Linked DNA regions of Mus musculus: region 1 is linked to region 2. A link is a loop called in an ENCODE intact Hi-C map of the cell type or tissue named here. Cell type or tissue: heart. All regions are shown on one strand. Each heading gives the region's core, and the rest is flanking DNA. Links, peaks and the distances in the headings are about the cores only. Region 1 overlaps Ankdd1b (ankyrin repeat and death domain containing 1B). Region 2 overlaps Polk (polymerase (DNA directed), kappa).

Evidence for each region. Hi-C counts contacts between places; a loop is a spot of excess contacts. Peaks named below come from ENCODE experiments on the same cell type or tissue, not always from the same donor. Only the 100,000 strongest peaks of a DNase experiment are listed, where the experiment ranks them.
Region 1: it touches region 2 in a loop (1.8-fold over the local background); 4 of 42 quality-filtered maps call a loop at or near these places.

Annotation. Positions count from the first base shown.
Region 1 is chr13:96,446,250-96,449,055 of GRCm38, reverse strand. The region is part of intron 5 of Ankdd1b (ankyrin repeat and death domain containing 1B); the gene reads left to right. Among named protein-coding and RNA genes, the nearest start is that of Ankdd1b, 24 kb to the left of the region's middle. In heart, for the core only: no CTCF peak of the experiment used is centred there; no DNase peak of the experiment used is centred there.
Region 2 is chr13:96,509,534-96,512,339 of GRCm38, reverse strand. The region is part of intron 3 of Polk (polymerase (DNA directed), kappa); the gene reads left to right. Among named protein-coding and RNA genes, the nearest start is that of Polk, 32 kb to the left of the region's middle. In heart, for the core only: no CTCF peak of the experiment used is centred there; DNase peaks (open chromatin) are centred at 179 and 1,529; H3K27ac peaks cover 561 bases.

The DNA.
Region 1 (2,806 bases), core at 181-2,680, 63 kb after region 2:
TGTGCCATGTAGTTTCAAGTGGCTTCGGGTATGTCTGGATCCAGGAGTTCAAGTTCTGCCATCAGTTCTTTATCTCTACTGCCCACTGTTCTGGCCTCTACTTAGCAAGTGGCAAAGAGTCATCCTCGCTGATGACTTTACAATAAGCATAGACTGTATTAGGGAAAATAAACCCCATGGCTGACTCTTACTGGCCTGGTATGATGGGGAGCCAACTCAATTGTATAGTCTTTAGAGGAAGAAGTAGGAGGCATAGAGTTTTAAGAGACGCATCAAAATGGTCTAAGGGCCGTGTTCCAGAGGAAAAGATTTCGGGAAGACATCAGGTAATAGGTATTTTTTTTTTCCTCCTGAAACAGTACATTAGCCACTTTCAAAGGCAGCTTTGTCTCTTGTCTCCACACAATCATGCTGAGTAGTATTCCCAACGCTATCTCTGCTACTACATTACTGTATGGGAACTTACTTATGTGCCTTTCCTCCCTGAAGAAGGACTCCTCTCTACTGTTCCTCTTGGCTACTCCATTACTTAGCACAGTACCAATACCTGCATATGTGTGTGTGTGTGTGTGTGTGTGTGTGTGTGTGTGTCTGAGTGTGATAAAATTGTTGATAAACAAATGGTGTAGGGTAGATGACACTTGGGTGGTTTGAACAAGAATGACCCCAATAGGCTTGTAGATTTGAAGGATTGGCCACCAGGGATTGGTGTCATTAGGAGGTGAGGCCTTGTTGGAGTAGGTGTATCCTCACTGAAGTGAGTGTGTCACTCAGGGTGGGCTTTGGGGTGTCAAATGCTTAAACCAGGTCCAGTGTCTGGCTCTTCTTGCTGCCTGCCTATGCGGATGTAGAACTCTCAGCTCTTCTCTGGCACCGTGTCTGCCTTTGTCTTGCCTTGTGTCCCGCCGAGCATCCCACCATGATACTAATATACTGAACCTCTGAACTGTATGCAAACTCCATGGTTTGCTTTTATAAAAGTTGCCATGGTCATGGTGTCTCTTCACAGCAACAGAACTAAGACTTTGTTCTCCTCGAGCATGCAATCAATGCTCTCATCGAGCATGTAACCAACGCCCCTTGTTCCCTCTTTCATGATTTACATGTTTCTCGGGTTTATTCTCACCATGACATACACACCCGAAAGAACAGTGTAAAAGGAGAAAAGATTTATCATAGCTCATGATTTCAGAGATTTTATTCGTCATGTAAGGAAGTATGTGGCTTCACCACTGTAGCCAGGAAGCACAGCTGAGCATAGTAGGACAGAGCCAGCACCGGACCGGTCCTCGGTGACCAGCATCCTTCAGTCAGACCTTCCACAGTTCTATTGCCTCCAATGATCTATTCAAAATTTGAAGCCATCAATGGTTTAAATTACTCATTAGGTCACAGCCCTCAGTCTCAAATCCCGCCTGGAGACACCATCATGGACACTCCTAGAGGTGTGCTTTCCTAAGGCCCTAGCCAACTCACAACCCAACCAAGTCCATAAATAAGATTGACCCCCACATGTTGTTTATACGACTCTTCATCTGCTGTTGCCATTTGTGGCTATTTGTTGTAAGTCACATCCAGTAACTACCAGTCTGGACTAGATTTTATGTTCAACCATAACCCAACATGCAAGCAGAAAACTGTGGTCCCAACCAATCTGGTCCTTCTCTTTCCCCTTCATTGGTTTCCTGAGAATAAGGAAGGCAATTAGTTCTTCAGGCTTTGAAGGGTTGGAGCTGTAGGTCTTGTGGACAATATATGTGGGCCAAGAACCATGACTTATGTGAACTTTTTGATACAAGTTTGTTTCCACACATTCATGGTCACAGATCTCCACAGGGCTGATCTGAGCAGATGTTTTCCATTTTGTTTTAGGCACTGGACTATTTTAGCCCGTTTCTCTTCTTTTGCCCTTCCTTGTAAGCAATCAGTGGTCTTGATTTTTTCGTTAAACGTCATTAGCTAGCGATTAGCTGACAGATTCAGAATGCTATTTATAGAATCTTGTACCCTCCTTACATTAAAGGAATCTTGCTAAGCTCTCAGTTATCACACTAAGCCAAGCTGAGTTTCCTTTTTTTTTTTTTTCAGTTGAAGAAAATTCATCTTAGGCGGTTTTATCACCCAATTTCCTTTTCCATTTTTTCAAAAATAGCTTGAGTTGAAAAATTAAAATTTCCGTGCATCTTTCACTTTTCTTGATGATATTTTGGCTACTGCAAACACAGTCTCTGTCAGCAATAGGAAAACTTGGAGAAATCACTATTATTCAGTCTATATTTGAAAAATCAGATATAAACACCTGTCTTCCCTGGACTTGCTGGGTGCCTCTGTTTTATTTCTTCTTCCTGTGTCAAATAGACCCACACTCAAGAGCTTTCTGACTCTTCTTAAAAATACAACACCCAATAAATATACCTGATTTGATTGTGCAGTGGCTAGAAAGATGGCTCAGTGGTTAAGAACACTTGCTACTCTTGAAGAGGACCTGGATTCGGTTCTTAGCACCAACATGGAGGCTCATAAACTGTTTTCAACTCTAATTTCAGGGGATTCAATGGCCTCTTCTGGCCTCTGAGGGCACCATGCATGCATACGGTACACATAGATCCACTCAGGTTTATGTATACACATTTACTAAAAACAAATACATCTGTAAAAATAAAGTAAAATGAAGCTAACCAAATCTTGTACCTGGATGAGCTTCATGTGTGTTAAGCACCAAAGAATTTGTGTTGTGTGTTTTTTATCAGTAAGACAGTGTGATGCTCAGATGCTTCAGACAGGATGCTGCACAAACTAATGCCTC
Region 2 (2,806 bases), core at 56-2,555:
CTGGAGAACTAGAAAGTGCTTTCCATTGAGCAGCAGAATTTCAGCTTTTGTTCCAGTTGTGCCCAGTGTTTGCTGGGAGCCTCGCTGGCATCTCTCAGAGCAGGAGTGGTAGGAAATGTGTCTTATGTTGATTATTTAATTGTTTCATTTGTTGAGCTTCCTCTAAAAGAAGCTGTGTGCGTGGGAGGAGGCTGAGGAAGTCCCAAGGAGACAAGAAGGTCTCAGAGAACGAAGATGTTTTCATAGGAAATGTTTCTATTTTGGACTCACATTTTCCACATGCTAGATTTGATTATGTGTGATATGATAGTGTAAATTCCTGCTGGTCAGACCGAGGTAAGAAGTCTGCATGCATGAGCCAGGCAGCTCGTTTGGACCCTCTTTGAATATCCTCCCCTGGACTCCACCCTCACCACACTCCTGGAAGGCAGGCATCTGGTTATCATATAAACTATCTTCTAATGAGCTCGTAAACTGGATAAACGAGCATCCACATTCTGTTAAGTGAGGCCACACAGCCAATCCGTGCATTTCGACCATTTTAACAACTGCCTTTGCTAACTTGGACCAACTCAGTAGACTTTATGGAGATACTAAGTCAAAATAAAAAGCAGAATTTCCAAATATTGTCCTAAATGTAGTAGAAATTGAAGGTTTTGAAAAGAAATTAGTATAGAGTGTGGATACACAATGTTAAAGACTGTTCAAAGTCTATTAGCCACAATTGGTATTTGCAGCTCTCACCCCAGCACTCAGGAGGCAGATGGGTCTCTGTGAGCTCTAGGCCAGCCTGTTCTACATAGTGGGTTCTGGGACAGCCAGGACTACATATAGTTTCCAAAACAAACAACTTCAACAACAAAGACAAAAAACCAAAGCCTGTGTTAGAAAAGATAAGACAAAGAAAACAAACTTTGGTGTAACCTGTTTCCCAAGTCCAGCTCTCCCACGTCAGCTCTATGACTCAGAACAAATCTCTTAATCTTAGTAAACTTTCATTTTCTCATTTATAAGACTAATAATTGTAATCTCTGAATTATTCTGACTAGTAAGTGAGTTTTTGTGGGAAGAACTTAACACCTGACATACTCCATAACTGTCCCTTCTACCTTAGAATGAGAGGTAGTCAGCGAGCCCTTGCCATACCCCTCTCCAAGAACACGTTGTGCAAGCATCTCTTCATTCCTTCAACAACCTTTTGCCATTAGTTTATTAGAATTAAAGATTGTAAGAGAGGGCTAACATAGCCACTGTCCTGTGCCTAATGAGAAGCGTTACTGAGAACCAGAGGAAGGTCCTTATTTTTAGCCCCGGTGACACACGAGTTCTCAGAAGTAACAGGAGGAAGAAGAAGGTAAATGTTACAGCCACCAAGTAGACTGTGAAAGGCCTCAGGGGAAAGTGATAAACGAACCATGATCGAGAAGTAAAGGGGGAGAAATGTTGGGAAGCTAAGGCAGGCGCTGTGCATTGCGGAGAGCAGAGAGCGTTCAGACAGGATGGGTGGGTGACTAAGAAGAGAGTAAAGGAAGATGGAAGAGATGAGTCACACTGTGAGGCTTCCTCTGGGCAGCTGCACGCTTGCATCGAGTACAAGAGAGAAGTTCACAGAAGAAACCGTCCCAGCGTTAATCATGAGTGTGAGGAGGTTTCCCTCGCGGTTGGCTTTCTATTTATCTTCTGCTTCTCTATATTATTCCAAGCCAAAATATTTCAGGTGCCACTCCTTTATTCTTACTTCATTCATATTTTAGGCATATTGTAATTATTACAGCTTATCTACTATAATAAGGGCCACAGTGGAAACAAGAAATCAAGCAAGAGAGCATTGGTTCTCTGGCATGGAAGACAAAGCTGCAGCCGAGTTTCATAGTATATTTGAGTTGACCCATGAAGCCTGTGACAGAGCTCAGGGTATTCTAGATAGGAGCAACCCAAGAAGGCAGAGTCCCTCAGGTCAGCGAGAGGGGTAGGCTCAGCAAGGTTAGGCCTGTGTACACTGTCAGGGTCTGCTACAGGCAGATGGGATTCGGGTCTTGTTCCTAAGAGAAGAGCTGCAGTTTTAATCTCCAGCTAGTGGGTGGGTGGCTGGTGTGTCTGTCCTAAGACCATGAAACAAGTATTCTGTAAGTGAGGGCAAGGCTGAAGACAGCACGTTCATGGGGGATGGGCAGGCACAGCGAGCTCTCCCCCTGATGGCTTTGCCTTCCTTTAGGCGCTCACTGGGTTCTCCAGAGCTGTTTCCCCCTCTCCTTGGTTACTGTGTTCTGCCTCCGTTGCTCCTCTCAGTAGTAGATTCCATGTGCTGTGTATGCGGTGCTTGCTTTATGGCTGTCTTCTGTTATGATTTATGTTAATGATCTAGGCAGCTTCCTATAGGTTGACAAAATTAAACCTGTCCCATAGCCCTTTGCAGGGTAACCTGGGCAAGCACATATAGAGCATTAGTAGAGGCTGCCCATAAAAACGGTATGGGGATGCTTGCTATGTAAACTTTTCTTTACTCGCCTATTTTGTTTCTCTCCGTGTTCTCTTCTCTTTTTTCTTTCAACCCAGTAATTTTTCTCTGAACAGGCAAAAAAGTTTAAAGATTACAACTCTGCATTGTTATATTTGACATGTATATTAAAGTTTTATGAAAAATAAGCTACATCTTCAGTTTTTAATTGATATTGGTATAGAATAACTATTTCAGATATTAGCTCTTCTCCTGGCTAGTTTTATGTCAACCTAACAGAAGCTAGACTCAGGGAAGAGAGACTCGGAACTGAGAGAATGCCTCCATAAGATCAGGCTGTGGTGATTG